2 separate regions of the Homo sapiens genome follow, and region 2 is linked to region 1. A link is a loop called in an ENCODE intact Hi-C map of the cell type or tissue named here. Cell type or tissue: heart right ventricle. All regions are shown on one strand.

Evidence for each region. Peaks named below come from ENCODE experiments on the same cell type or tissue, not always from the same donor. Only the 100,000 strongest peaks of a DNase experiment are listed, where the experiment ranks them.
Region 2: it touches region 1 in a loop (5-fold over the local background); 27 of 110 quality-filtered maps call a loop at or near these places.

What each region holds. Positions count from the first base shown.
Region 1 is chr7:80,425,315-80,433,314 of GRCh38, forward strand. No RefSeq gene overlaps it. Among named protein-coding and RNA genes, the nearest start is that of GNAT3, 83 kb to the right of the region's middle. In heart right ventricle, a CTCF peak has its summit at 3,317 (motif pointing right); a DNase peak (open chromatin) is centred at 3,324.
Region 2 is chr7:80,676,771-80,684,770 of GRCh38, forward strand. It overlaps CD36 (CD36 molecule (CD36 blood group)), which reads left to right. Exons shown (of 15, transcript NM_001001548.3): 15 at 1-2,504. Among named protein-coding and RNA genes, the nearest start is that of CD36, 42 kb to the left of the region's middle. In heart right ventricle, CTCF peaks have their summits at 4,703 and 4,905; a DNase peak (open chromatin) is centred at 3,810; H3K27ac peaks cover 3,704 bases.

The sequences.
Region 1 (8,000 bases):
ATTATTATCTAAAAATAACTAGGAGCTCGTCTACTAAGTATCAATATACATATGTACACATAAACATATACACACATTTGGTCTGAGTCTTATGGGATCTGGCAAGTGCTAGGTGGACATGTTCAGAAGTGTTTCTAGAAGATACCAAGAAATACGGAAATATAGGAATAATAAAGCATAGTATATAAACCTATGCAAATTACAGTAAATTTTATTAAATTCCCCTTATGGGCAACACTTTGGGTTTGGCACTTAGGTTAAAAAGGTACATGAGACTGATGACATCTCCCACAGATGTAAAATTCTTGTTGGAACAGACAACAGAAGCATTGTTTCAATCAGTCTGCTTTACTTTGCAAGTAGCCACACATCCAAATCACTTTGAGTTAAATAAAAAATAAATATATCACAATGTCACATCCTAAGGTAGGGAGGATAAAGATAACTTAATTGGCAAGTCCTGCCTCTGCTTCCCTTGACTCTCTTCACTTTGCTTGTTCTTATGTGCAGTGGTGTGGACCTCATATCCAAGGTTTAGGATTTTTAGAAGAAGGAGAACCCGATAATTCTAAGTTTTAGCCTTCCATGTCAGAGTCTTGGATAGTACCTGTCATTGAAACTAAAAACAGTCTCTGAAACCACAAGGTTGCTATACAATAAAAAGGGAGAATGAATTACTATGGAAAAAGCATCAATTTTCTTAATAAATATAAAAACACAAATCATGTGTGCCAAATTTAAGAAAGGAAACATAATTATTACTACAATAACTCTGAGAAAATAATGAACAGATTTAGAATTAATGGGAAGTCTTAATGGAAGATGTATGTGAAACTGTTACAGTAAAGGTAAGAGTTAGAAAAGAGAGAATTTCAGATATATATATGTATATATGTATATATACGTATATATGTATATATGTATATATGTATATGTGTATATATATGTATATATGTATATGTGTATATATATGTATATATGTGTGTATATATATGTACATATGTATATATATGTGTGTGTGTATATATATATCCTGAGCAAAGACACAGAGACAGCCTTGCACAGGTGTGTTTAAGAGACAGTGAATAAACCGGATTGTCTGAACACCATGTGTGGAGCATTTGACAGAACCCAGATTACAAAAGGTCTTATGTACTTGTTTGAGGAATTAGTATTAATCTTTTGACAGCAAATTATACGATTGTACAGAAAAATCAACTGATGCCATCTGAAGCCTAAATTCTAGTTTGCTACTAACTTTGCAACCTCTGGTAAACCATGTAAATTGCCTAGGTTTAAATTTTCTCATTAATAAACTGAGTAGGTTGGAATATGTGATTCCTAACTTACTTTCCAAACTTTATTTCCTTTTGACTCTATAAAACTCTGAAATGACATCAATATGAAAGTTTTCAGCAAAGAAGGAATACAGAAAGCACTGGATTAGAAAGGCAGGACTTACGAAAGTGTTTGAACCACTTTGAATGTAAAGGATGTAGCTTCAGGGGGTTCAGGTAGGAGACAATTATTGTTTGGTATCATGAGATAAGAACCCTAACTAGAACTGAAGCTCTGGGAATAGAAACAAAAGAATAGTTGATTTTGAAAAGAAAAAGTTTCTGGAGACTTAAGACTTTTGACAGACTTGATGATAGGGAATAGGAAGGTGAAATAAATCAAGATCAATCTAGGAACATGAGCCTGAGTAAGGTATAAAACATAAAAAATATGGAAACTAAGCAGGAGACGGTTTGGGGAAAAGATATCATTGAGCTCTCGAAATAAAGACAGCCATCGGGCTTTAGAACACATACTGAAATGTGGCTGATAATGGTGGACATGAGACTCATTCACAGAGGGGGCAATGAGTGATAAGACAAAAATAAAGATAAGATCAGAAACAGTACAGAACAAAATGGAAAGAGGCAAAATGATAATTCAAGGCTATGTCCATATTTAAGCAGTCAATATGAAGGGGAAATTTAAGAAGGGAGGAAAAGAGAGCTGTGTTCTGAAACTGAAGAAAACCAAGTCGAGGCTGCAAATAGCTCACAGAGAGCAAGAATAGAGACATGGATATTAAATGTGGCCAAAAGGAGACCAAACATAGGTGACCCTGAAAAAAAGAGTTTGAGTAGGGTGAGAAAAGTAGTACTACGTAACAAGGAGTAAGAGACCGGAAAGTGGCCAATGCAGACTCATATTTAGAAACTTTGGTTTTGCAAAAAAAGGTCATGATAGGGCTAAATCTCAAAACAGAAAAGCGTGTTTGTTTGTGCTCAGGGAGGAAAAATCAGTACATAGGAAAAGAAGTTTAAAAGAGGGATTCATTAATAGAGAAAAGTAGCAGGTGATGCGATAGAGCTTAAGACAAAGAACACAAGTGTGGGCGGAGCCTTCAAGAGAACCTGACACAATTCTTATAGGGACATACTGAGGTAGGGAGGGAAGTTGCTTTTGGAGAAATTTTGGTTTTGGTTGCAGAAAATATCGAGTAGCTAATTGAATTATCATTGTTACTTTGACACCTGTTAAGCATGTATTATATTCCAGGAACCATGATAAGTGCTTTCTGCATGGAATTTAATTCTCACAATGATCTTATGAGATAACTAACATTTCGTGGGATAACTCACATTATATAGATGATAAAATGTAAGGCTTAATGTTTAGGCAACTTACCTAATATCACAGGACAATCAAGGTATGATGTAAAGCCAGACCTGTCTAACTCTGCTTTTAACCATTATCCATGTCCTTCTGTTATGTTGGCCTTAATCTTTTTCATAAATTAAAAGAGAACATCAGCCGGGTGCGGGGGCTCCCAGCATTTTGGGAGGCTGAGGTGGGAGGATCACTTGCGCTTAAGAGTTTGAGACCAGCCTGGTCAACATGGCAAAAACTTGTCTCTACAAAAATTAGCCAGGCGTAATGGCATGTGCCTGTAGTTCAACTATGAGGGAGGCTAAGATGGAAGAATTGCTTGAGCCCAGGGGGTTGAGGCTGCAGCGAGCTAAGATCATGCCACTGCACTCCAGCCTGGGTGACAGTGAGATCCCATCTCAAAAAAAATAAATAAATACAATAAAAGAGGACATCATTTGCTGACATTTAGAGTGAGTGTGGCATATGTTTGTGGACTAGATTTGTAACCTATTTTATTACTTAGAAACATAGTCTAGGGTGGACATAAAATATGAAAGCTTAAATATACCTGAGCCCTAAATTTCTATCTTGAACAGAGCTGGGAAAACAATGATAAGAAGACTCGTTGTTGCCTTACCCATGAATTCATGACTTTGCTATTCTCCAGTAGGGAGCAGCACACAACCACCTATGCAACCATTTACTCTACCGCAAACAATACAAGACAAAGAAAACCTTTTGAAGATTCGACCGTAAGTAGTGAAGAAACTGAACCTCTGATAATTGGGTCCTGCCTTCAGAAAGCATTTAATGAAATACGTAGATTATAGTTTTGCCCTTTATTGCATTATATATGCATTAGTTAAAAGAGCTATTTTGTCAATCCTATTTGAGAATCGTAAGAGAGCTTCTTAGAAATGCTCTTGATTATAGATTGATGTAAAGAGCAAATAAATTTTAACTTAATATCAAACATAATTCTTAAAATTCAGAGTAATGAGAAAAATACTGTAAAGTCAATGCTTGGACATTGATGCATAAAAGATATTTCAGCATTTAAAACTTTGAAGTATAAGAAAGTACTATTTGTCAATGATTAAATAAAAAAAGACACAATAATGCTATAAAATGAAGGTTTTATTTTTTGTTTGTTTTGCGTTTTTTTTTTCTTTTTTTTTTTTTTTTTTTGGTTAGAAGGCCACTGGGCCATGCCAAGTTTTTGTTATAAATATGATACATCCTATGTTTGTGATTTTATGAATTTGGTTCATAACATTGCTATTACATTGAACACTTTGTTTCAAAAATTATTTTGGGGTGTTGAAGGTACAATTACTACCAAATGGAAGAAAAATCATGGTTGTTGCTGAAGACACAGACCAGAAATGTAAAAATGGAAGAGAAATTCAAATCATCTAGTGACTAAGCTTTTTGGTTTAAGATAAATATTATGTTTCTGGACAATCTTACATTTTTTTACTCAATGAGCACAACATTTTAAAATTAAATACACTAGTTCTGGCTTTAGAATGTTCAAAATTAACCGTAAGAAATAAGCTTTGTTGTGTAGGGGTCAAGGCCTTTGGCCCTCTGGAGGTTCAAAAATTCCTGACATGAGGCAGATTAATAGGAGAAAAGGCATACACATGTATTTGACATGTATACAGAGGAGCCTTCAGCATGAAGACTCAACCCCCAGTAAGATACTGAAGCTTATATACCACCTTGAGGTTGTAGAAAGACAGTTGGTTCAGAGCATGGGAAGAAACAGGTTATGCTGTTAAATCAGGTTTTTGTGGCAAGATAGGTGATGGGAGGGGCAGAATAGGAGGCTTGCCTAGCAAAGGTGGTCTTGCTGTGTAGACGAAAACTGTTATGGGAAAGGGGTCCCGATCCAGACTCCAAGAGAGGGTTCTTGGATCTCACATAAGAAAGAAATTAGGGCAAGTCTTTACAGTAAAGTGAAAGGAAGTTTATTAAGGAAGTAAAGGAATAAAAGAATGGCTACTCCATAGACAAAGCAGGCCCGAAGGCTACTGGTTGCCCATTTTTATGGTTATTTCTTGATGATATGCTAAACAAGGGGTGGATTATTCATGCCTCCCCATTTTAGACCATTTAGAGTAACTTCCTGATGTTGCCATGGCATTTGTAAACTGTCATGGTGCTGGTGGGAGTGTAGCAGTGAGGATGACCAGAGGTCACTCATGACCATGTGGGTTTTGGTGGGTTTTGGCCGGCTTCTTTACTGCAAACTGTTTTATCATCAAGATCTTTGTGGCCTGTATATAGTGCTGTCCTCCTATCTCATCCTGTGACTTAGAATGCCTTAACTATCTGGGAATGCAGCCCAGTAGGTTTCAGCCTCATTTTACCCAGCTCCTATTCAAGATGGAGTTGCTCGGGTTCACATGCTTCTGACAAAACCTCAGAGGTAGAAGCCCTCAGAGAGATTAGGTGGTGTCTCTTTTTGGAACATTAAAGGTGTCAGACTCTCGGCTAATCTATCCTAGATCCAGGAAAGGGCCTAGAAACGGATCTAGGAAACATTAGCTGCATTAATGGAGATTCTCTACAGATGCAAATTTCTGCCACAAAAGACTGCTTTGCAGGGCCACTTCAGTCTGCTGGCCCTGTGGCAGCCATTTCAAAATACATCCAAGAAATATATTCTGCGGTAATAAATTGTGACTTCCTTCAGTTTAGCAACCAAACATGAGTTTTATATATTTTATTGTTAGAGTAGGTAGCTAGTCAGACATGAGCACCGCAGGAGAGGGAGCCCCCCTACCCCCCACCAGAAATGTCAGGTGACCATCAAGTGATGGTGAAGTGGTTGTTACCTGTCTCTCTAAGATAATTGGCCACAGCCAACACCAGGAAAAGGCAGTCTCCCAATTAACACAAAAAACCTGAAACTAGGGATCAGCAGCTTCCTGATAAGATCTTAGGAGTTAGGCAAGTGGGCTCAAGCACACACATTAAGAGGCAAAATGGTAGAGTTTAACTGGTGTATGGCCTTCTAGTGATATTCAGCTGGTAAGGGAAGAACGCCTCAAATGAGCATGCATATAGTTTCACTAAAAACACTGTGCATGCTCCTCTCCCAAGTGCTGGCAGGACACTGTGCATGTGGACAGCCCACCCAAAGGGAAGAATCAGGGGAGAAGGGACACATGACCCCAGATGAATGCCAACATATAAAACCCCAAGTCAAAGGTCATACAGGGCCCTTGACTCTCTCAACTCACCTGCTCAGCCCTCTTTCAAGTATACTTTCGTTCCTGTTCTAAACTTTTTAATAAACTTTCACTCCTACTCTAAAACTTGCCTCAGTCTCTCCTTCTACCTTATGCCCCTCAGTCAAATTCTTTCTTCTGAGGAGCAAGAATTGAGGTTGCTGCAGACCTGTATGGATTCACTGCCAATAACATCGTTGGTAAATTCTTCTTACTACCTGTGATTAACCATTTTCTGTTGCTGAGGCTCTGACACCTCACCTGGAACCAGTGACACAGCCTCAGGAGGTCCTGACACGTGCTCAGGGTGATTGGGCTACCGCTTGGTTTTATACATTTTAGGGAGATATGAGACATCAATTAATACATGTAAGATGTATATTGGTTGAGTCCAGAAAGGCAGGACAACTCGAAGCAAGGGCTTCCAGGTCATAGGTGGATTCAAGAATTTTCTAATTGGCAATTGGTTTAAAGAGTTAAGTTATTGACTAAAATCAATAGGAAGGAATGTCTGGGTTGAGATAAGAGTTTATGGACAGCGAGGTTCCCATTATGCAGATAGAATCCGTGGAAGGGAATATTTCTTACCAGTCTTAAAGAGTCTGTTCTATCAGTCTTAAGGCCTCTGTTTTCATGTTAATGTTGGTCAACTGTGCTTGAATTCCAAAGGGAGAAGGGTATAATGAGGCATGTCAGACCCTCATTTCCCATCATGGCCTGAACTAGTTTTTCAAATTAACTTTAGAATGCCTTTGGCTGTGAGGAGGAGTCTGTTCAGTTGGTTGGGAGGCTTAGAATTTTGCTTTTGGTTTACTTCTAATAAAGTTTTTGGATTTTTTATAATTTAGTTGAGGTGTAATTGAATTGAAATACAATAAGCTGCATATATTTAAAGTATATAATTTAATTTGCTGTGACATCTGTATATGTCTGTGTAACCCTCACCTTAATAAGGATAACAAGAATTTCCATAACTCTGAAAAGTTTCCTTGTGCCCCTTGCAACTCATCCCTTCTTCTGCCTTGTCCCAAGGCAATCACTAACTTGCTTTCAGTCATTACCACTTTCTTCACAAGAATTTGTAAGTGGACTCACACAATTTGTAGAAGGTATAAGAATGGTGAATAAGCAGATGAAAATTTCAATGTTTGTAGTCATCAGGGAAATGAAAACTAAAACTACAATGAGAGTAATATATGCTTATTTGAATTAATAAAATGTAAAAGGTTGATGACCAAACCATGTGTTGGCAGGGTGAAGCAACTGAAATTTTCATACATGGGTGTGGGAATGTAAAATGGTACAGCCGCTTTGGGAAACAGTTTGACCATTTCTTCAAAAGTTAGATACACCTGTCATATGACCCAGTCACTCCACTCCAGAGCATTTACTCAAGATAAGTGAAAACATGTCACGCCAATACTTTTACATGGATATTCATAGCAGCTTTATTTGTAATAGCCCCAAACTTGAAACAACTCAAATGTCAATCAGTATGTGCATGGATAAATAAATTATGGCATATCAATACAATGGAATATTGCACAGTAATAAAAAGAATGAACTATTGACACATGCCAGCAACAGGGCTGAATCCCAAAGTGTGTACATTTTTAAAGCTTTCCTGCCTTTAAATCAGAGGTTTTCAGTGAGGGAGAGTGAAGAGGCAAAAAAGGAAGAAGGGAGATCTGGCTTATTGTAATCATGTAAAGACTTTTTCCCTAAATGTACACACAAGATTGATTCCATGGAGTATATCAGGCAGAGAAAAACAGAAAGAATGCTAATATATTTGCAACTTCTTTCCTTGTCTCCCTTCCTCCATGGAAATGTCAAACATGGGAAAAGGAGAACTAGATATATTTAACTTTCTTGGCAAGTCTTTTGTCAAACTACACAGCTTTCAGCTTTTCTTAGGCCAAATGAATCCTAGATATTGACAGCATGAAAATATCCATGATTTTTAAGTATTTCTCCAAAATAGGAGAGACCCATGATGAATAATAGATAGGAAACCCTATTGAGCAAATAGATTTACTAGAATTTCCAGGCCCACATAGACCAAGCAAACCTGAGAGCCACAGTCCATTTTCTTTTAAGTAATATTACTTTGTA
Region 2 (8,000 bases), 250 kb after region 1:
TGTTCTGCACCTCTTCTGGAAATTGAGTAAATTTTGCTTTTTTTTTTTTACTCAGTTGCAACTTACGCTTGGCATCTTCAGAATGCTTTTCTAGCATTAAGAGATGTAAATGATAAAGGAATTATTGTATGAAATATTACAAAGCGTAGACTATGCATTGTTATTCATTATAATATTTTTTGCTGTCATAATCGCCTCATAAAGACAGGTTTCAACCATTAAAATATGTTCTTCCTTAAATTCCTGTGCTTTTTCTAGTTCCTCTTGTGTCATAAAATGTTTATCCTAATTTTCTCTCTGAAGTATATTTTATCTGAATCCACATTTCTTTATAAATCCATAGTCCTTGCTGAAATATGCTTTCTAAATTTCTACCACTTTGTTCTAGGCTAATTTTTTAAGCTAATTGGATGAAGAACAAAAAGACATTTGGTTTCATCCTTTACAGCAGTAGGACAATTGCAAAGGTTTTTCCTTTTTCATAAGGAGACACATTAATAGGTAACTCTGTTTCTTGAGCAGGGGTTCACTTATTCTGAGAGCATTAGTTCTCCTAAAAAGCTCCAGCATAGAAAGGGAAGATAAACCAAATTCTAGCTTGTGTTTTACCCACAGAAGGATACAGGACAAAGGAATAGTAACTGGCCTGTTTGGATACTAAAATCGAAAATAACTTTTAGCCTCCTCCTTATGATAGCCGCCAGAGTAAATGTTGAGCATTACTACAGAAAAGCCACAAACCAAGAATCTACCTGTTTGGAAAGATCTTTTGCATCTCTGAAGGTGCTTAAAGCATACTTAGTGCCTTTCCTTTTAACTGGGAAGATAAAAGAAGTATCTGTCCAAGATATTAATATGTAAGATAACATTGTAGACATGTTCTTCTGATAATACAAGGTTTATTCTATTTGCATTAGGATATTTGTGGACATGTCCATCTAATATAAAGGAAAGTTTTTTAATCATTGAGGCATGTAGGGCTGAGTTATATAATGTAGAAACTTCTAAAGATAATTGGATGAGAATATACATATTGACCTGTATATTATGACTAATCATGACTCAGATCTTAATACAGGGATGATCTCATAGCATTTAGATATCAGAAAAGGTTTTGACCTATATGTCTTTAATATTGTTTGAATACATGTATAATCTTTATCATTCCTCAGTGTTTCATTTCTCAAATTCTGTAAAAGGAATATAAGAGGAAAGACAATTCATATACAAAGACAACGAGATTAAAAATATGCAGTAGGAAAAATAATTACTTAAGGGGAGATTTTTTTTACATGAAATCTGGGCTTTGGATGTGTGTGTGTGTGTGTGTGTGTGTGTGTGTGCACATATGCACTGTGGTGGGAGTGGGGCAACTTGGGGAATATGTTACATGTGTGACTTTGTTTTGCCCTGGCGAAGTTAATGTTGTTCAGAAAGGGTAAATGTTTGGACACTTGCAATTGCTCATGGATGAATTTATATGTTTTAGTCATAGAAAAATTGTACCCTTTGATAGAAGCACATTTTCTTTCCAAAGCTGGTTATTAACCACAGAATTATAGCAGGTATTCATAACTTAAGTTTGAAAATCAATAGCGTCTGCAAATGGATTAACAGATTAGAGAATCAACAGCATCGGAAAATAGGTTAATGCATATTGCTTCTAACAAGTGCATGAAGAAATAGAAGAAGCTATGTAGCTTTCAGTTCTGACAGAAAAGGGTGAAGGAGGGTATCATTTCAAGAAAAAAAATAGCTATCACGCAATGGTTATCTCTGAAAATATTTGTATTAAGATGTGTATACATGGCCAGGCATGGTGGCTCATGCCTGTAATCCCAGCACTTTGGGAGGCAGGTGGATCACGAGGTCAGGAGATCAAGACCATCCTGGCCAACATGGTGAAACCTCATCTCTACTAAAAATACAAAAATGAGCGGGGTGTGGTGGCCCATGCCTGTAGTCCCAGCTGCTCGGGAGACTGAATCTCTTGAGCCTGGGAAGCAGAGGTTGCAGTGAACTGAGATCGCGTCACTGCACTCCAGCCTGGTGACAGAGCGAGATTCCATCTCAAAAAAAAAAAACAGTATGCACGTACAAATTTCTTAACCTGTTATCAATGTCTGAGCTACATAATTATCTTTCTAGTTGGAGTTTGTTTTAGGTGTGTACCAACTGACATTTCAGTTTTTCTGTTTGAAGTCCAATGTATTAGTGACTCTGTGGCTGCTCTCTTCACCTGCCCCTTGTGGCCTGTCTACAATTCTAAATGGATTTTGAACTCAATGTCGTCGCTTCTGGTTTCCTGCATATACCAATAGCATTACCTATGACTTTTTTTTTCCTGAGCTATTTTCACTGAGCTGAGCTAATGAACTAAAACTGAGTTATGTTTAATATTTGTATCAAATACATAAAAGGAATACTGCTTTTTCCTTTTGTGGCTCAAAGGTAGCTGCATTTTAAAATATTTGTGAAAATAAAAACTTTTGTTATTAGAAAAATGATTTTGCTTATTTTTATTTTTGAATGTAGTTGACTTCCATATTGTTTGATATTGTTACTATAGTTTTATATGAGCTATTATCCTTTCATGACTTATTTACATATCACTCCTATTTCCTTTTTCCAACTGTTCCCAGATGCTAGTAGTACAATCTACACATTGCAAAACGTTTCATTCTGCATACTCATGAAGGGGGCTGTGACATAGGATAAATATAAATATTTTAAAATTTTCCTTTAATTACATGAATCTTAGACAAACAGCCTCAACATCACCTGGGAACTTGTTAAAAATGCAGAATCTCTGGTTCTACCTCAGACCCACTGAATCAGAATCCACAGTTTAACAGGATCTTTAAGAAATTCATAGACACTCGAAATTTTGGAAAAGCCCTGATTTAAGTCACTGAAGTTTGACTAGCTGTAAGAGTTTTATTTGACCTGTTGCTGGTATTAGTTTGATGTATTAACAGAAGGACATAAACATACTGAGATGAGGGGGAAGTTCATCAGACCTGAAAATGTTGCTATAAATATCCCACTAAGTTTTATAATTTGCCCTGTTGAGCTTGTAAATATTTTCAAACAGTAATAAAGCTAATCTATATGGCAGAGTAGAGGGTGAAGTGGTATTAAACTTTATACTCCTTTGATTTGCTGGAATGTGTTATTTGATCTACTTGACAGTATTAACGACAAATATATATACTGCATGTAAAGTAATGAATAGGTTAGGAGCAGATAAGGGATACTAAAATTGGAGACAGGTCCTAGACTTTATCTGATATAAAAATTATTCATCTGAATAAAGAGATTCTTCAGGATCCAGTAGCTTTCTGTTTTATAAATGTATACTGAATAATAGCACTGGAGTTGTACTATGAGCACAAAACTGGGCTAGACTGCTAGATGGCCTGCTTGCCACATGTCTGCAGTGGAGTAGGGAGCAGGAGCAAGGGAGGGGATAAAGAGAAGAAAATTCAAAGAGTATTTACAGTGGAGAAAGTCTATACTGTTATATAGAAAGTGAATGAGGAAGGCTGAGCACAGTGTCTCTTGCCGGTAATCCCAGCACGCTGGGAGGCCGAGGTGGGAGTATAGCTTGAGGACAGGAGTTTGTGACTAGCCTGGGCAACACAGCAAGACCCTGTCTCTACAAAAAAAATTTAAAAATTAGCTGCGTGTGATGGCATATATCTGTAGTCCCAGCTATTTGGGAGGCTGAGGCAGGAGGATCCCTTGAGCCCAGGAGTTTCAGGCTGTTGTGAGCTACGATCACACCACTGCATTCCAGCCTGGGCAACAGAGTGAAACCCCGTCTCTAAAACAAAGAGTCAATGAGGCCGGTATGAAAGAGCTGAGCTTGGAACTATCTAGGCTTAAAGTGACAGTTTGGCAGCTGTTCCTCAGCCCTAATCTTGTCTTCATTCTACATGGTTGAGGACTAGGGCATTTGTGGAAAGAGGAACCTACGTAACAGAGAAGGCTCTGAAGTAAGTGGTGAGTAATTTCACATACTCTGCCACATTAGCATTAAAGAATAGAATTCAGTTATTGGAGACTTCTGTGGAATCATCTTAGAATGGAAATACACACGAAAAGGATTTATATATCTTTGGATATAGACTAGGGAGCAGGACTCTATTTGAGAGTAGAACCAATTTGAAATACCAATGTAGGTTAATGTTGGATATGTCCTTGTAGATACTTGAAAAATTATTTTTAAATGCTGCTGTGATGAGTTTGTGAAACTATATCTATACTGGCTAATTTAGGAATGTTTCTTTATCCACTTTCATTGCCTTTCCATCTTAGCCCTGCAGCCAGCATATTCACAGTTTGTTTAGTAGAAGTACAAGTCAGCCACAAGGGCATCAGCAGAGTAATCAAATGCACAGTAGGATTACTTGGATTCTGAAATTTCTCTTGCAGATAATCTCTTGCCAGAAAGTATTGCTCTTCTATTTCTGTTTTCCATATTATTTAAGGACATTTAGCTTTGCTAATAAAGGAAACAAATGACAAACATAGATGAAACTAAGTTTAAGGAAGTAGAGTACCATGTCAGATATCAAGGAAAGCATTTATTGAACACAGGAAGAGATGGAATTGTCAAATATACTTAAGCCACTAACTGTACATAACATACTACATTTATATGGGTCAAAGAGGTGTCCCACTAGTCCCCCTGCTGGCAATATGAATAAAACAAATGACAGACATGTCTGTTCAGCAGGCCTCTGGTTCTCTACAGCTGTGGCCAGGTATACTTTCCCCTGTGTCTCTCCAATATAACAAGAATTAATTTTGACACCAGTCCCCTTCTGTATTTTGGACTCCCTTGCTTATACTCCAAATCTGGTTTTAGTAACCCCACCATTAAAAGAGAAAGTTGATGCAACAGAGAGACAGAACATATGAATATTGTGTACTTCAGGATTCATATATAGTGGGACTTTTACCCTCCTTAGTACTCTGTCCTAAACTTGTAAATCTATCTTTTCTCTTTGCCCTAGCTTCTCACTGTGCATTTGAAGTTGATCAATAAATTGTGATATTTAATAATCTTGAATTGTTCTACAATTTTTTTGTTCCTTTAGGACAGAGCTCTCGGATAGTGCCTGGTAGTGTACTTGGAGGCTAACATTCCCTTTAAGTAATTTACAGTGCAACACTATGGTTTCCATGTTGGGTTTAAATACAAAAGGTTTGTTTATAATAATTCAGCATGCAAAATATGAAGTTCAGCAGGCTTGCTAACTAAATAATGAATTATAAATATCATATGCAGTCTAAGACCTGAATGGCAAATACATTTCTTTTACCAATCATTTGATAATTGCTTGAAATCATTTAGTTGAAAAAGTCTTGAATTGGTTAAGAATTATGCATAGACAGGTCTAAGATCTGTGTGGACAAAAGGCCAAAAGAATTAGCAAGGTCTGTCTTGGGAAATGTAATAGAGAAAATCTATAGTCCTTATGGGAAGGGAAGTCTCTAAAGGTAATTATGAAATGGGCGAATTGATGTGAGGGTTTAAACATTGATACCATTAGATGAGTTAAACTTTTATAGTCAACTATTATCATTCATTGCCAGACTGTAGAACTGTCTAGTAACAAAAACTCTGTAAGTTCAATATGTATTAATAGTAGGGTTCACTTCTAAACATTAAAGCTACATTTGACTCAGTTTAATACACACGTTGAATAAAATATTTATCTGATAAAAATGTAACTAAGCAAGAAAACAGTTATTGGCAAATTTTCTGTAAAGGACCAAATAGAAAATATTTTAGGCTGTATAGGCCATACAGGCTCTGTGACAACTACTTGGCACTGTCATTGTGGCACAAAAAAATATAGCCACGGACAATATATAACAAATGGTCATGGCTGTGTTCCAATAAATCTTTATATATATATGTGTATATACACATACGTGTATATATACGTGTATATACGTGTATGAACACATACGTGTATATATACGTGTATACACGTGTATGTACACATACGTGTATATATACACGTGTATATATGTGTATGTACACATACGTGTATATATACGTGTATATACGTGTATGTACACAGGTGTATATATACGTATATGTACGTATATGTGTATATATGTGTATATATGTGTATATATACGTATACGTGTATATATGTGTATATACGTATACGTGTATATATGTGTATATACGTATATATACGTATATGTGTATATATGTGTATTTATACGTATATGTGTATTATGTGTATATATACGTATATGTGTATATATGTGTATATATACGTATATGTGTATATGTGTATATATACTTATATATGTGTATATGTGTATATATGTGTATATGTGTATATGTGTATATATGTGTATGTGTATATATACATATATGTGTATGTGTATACATGTGTATGTGTATATATACATATATGTGTATATATACATGTATGTGTATATATACATATGTGTATGTGTATATATACATATGTGTATGTGTATATATACATATGTGTATGTGTATATATACATATGTGTATGTGTATATATACATATGTGTATATATACATATGTGTATATATGTATATATGTATATATACATATGTGTATATATGTATATATGTATATATACATATATGTGTGTATATATGTATATATGTGTATTTATATATGTGCATGTGTGTATAAATATGTATATATTATATGTGTGTATATATACATATATGTATGTATATATACATATATACATACATATATACATATATACACACATATACGCACATATAGACATATATATGTATATATACACACATATATACATATATATGTATATATACACACATATATACATATATATGTATATATACACACATATATACATATATGTATATATACACATATATATGTATATATACACATATATATGATATATATGATAAGCTGTATTTGGCACACAAGACACAGTTTGTTGGTTCCTAGACCAGAAAGTGCTGGAACTTTGTAGATTTTGATACAATGGATAATTATTTGAGTGACTGGATTAGTCTGAAACTTTCCTATTGTATTAGCCAATCATAGCTATATAAAGGATATGCCATTCAGAATTGGGGCTACTAAAAAACAGATGTTCTTTAGTTGATTGAATTTCCTTGCCATGTCAGAAATGGAACTCTTCACTTTTGGGGATTAAAGTCCAGGTTACCATCCAAATGAAGCTATTCTGCTTAATATTATCTCAATGATTAAGAACTGTTTCAGTCATGAAGTCCTTGCCCATGGCTATGTCCTGCATGGAATTGCCTAGCTTTTCTTCTAGGGTTTTTATGGTTTTAGGTCTAACATTTAAGTCTTTAATCCATCTTGAATTAATTTTTGTATAAGGTGTAAGGAAGGGATCCTTTCAGCTTTCTACATATGCCTAGCCAGTTTTCCCAGCACCATTTATTAAATAGGGAATCCTTTCCACATTTCTTGTTTTCATCAGGTTTGTCAAAGATCAGATGGTTGTAGATGTGTGGTATTATTTCTGAGGGCTCTGTTCTGTTCCATTGGTCTATATATCTGTTTTGGTACCAGTACCACACTGTTTTGGTTACTGTAGCCTTGTAGTATAGTTTGAAGTCAGGTAGTGTGATGCCTCCAGCTTTGTTGTCTTGGCTTAGGATTGTCTTGGCAATGTGGGCTCTTTTTTGGTTCCATATGAACTTTAAAGTAGTTTTTTCCAATTCTGTGAAGAAAGTCATTGGTAGCTTGATCTGGATGGCATTGAATCTATAAATTACCTTGGCAGTATGGTCATTTTCACGATGTTGATTCTTCCTATACATGAGCATGGAATGTTATTCCATTTGTTTGTGTCCTCTTTTATTTCGTTGAGCAGTGGTTTGTGGCTCTCCTTGAAGAGGTCCTTCACATCCCTTGTAAGTTGGATTCCTAGGTATTTTATTCTCTTGGAAGCAATTGTGAATGGGAATTCCCTCATGATTTGG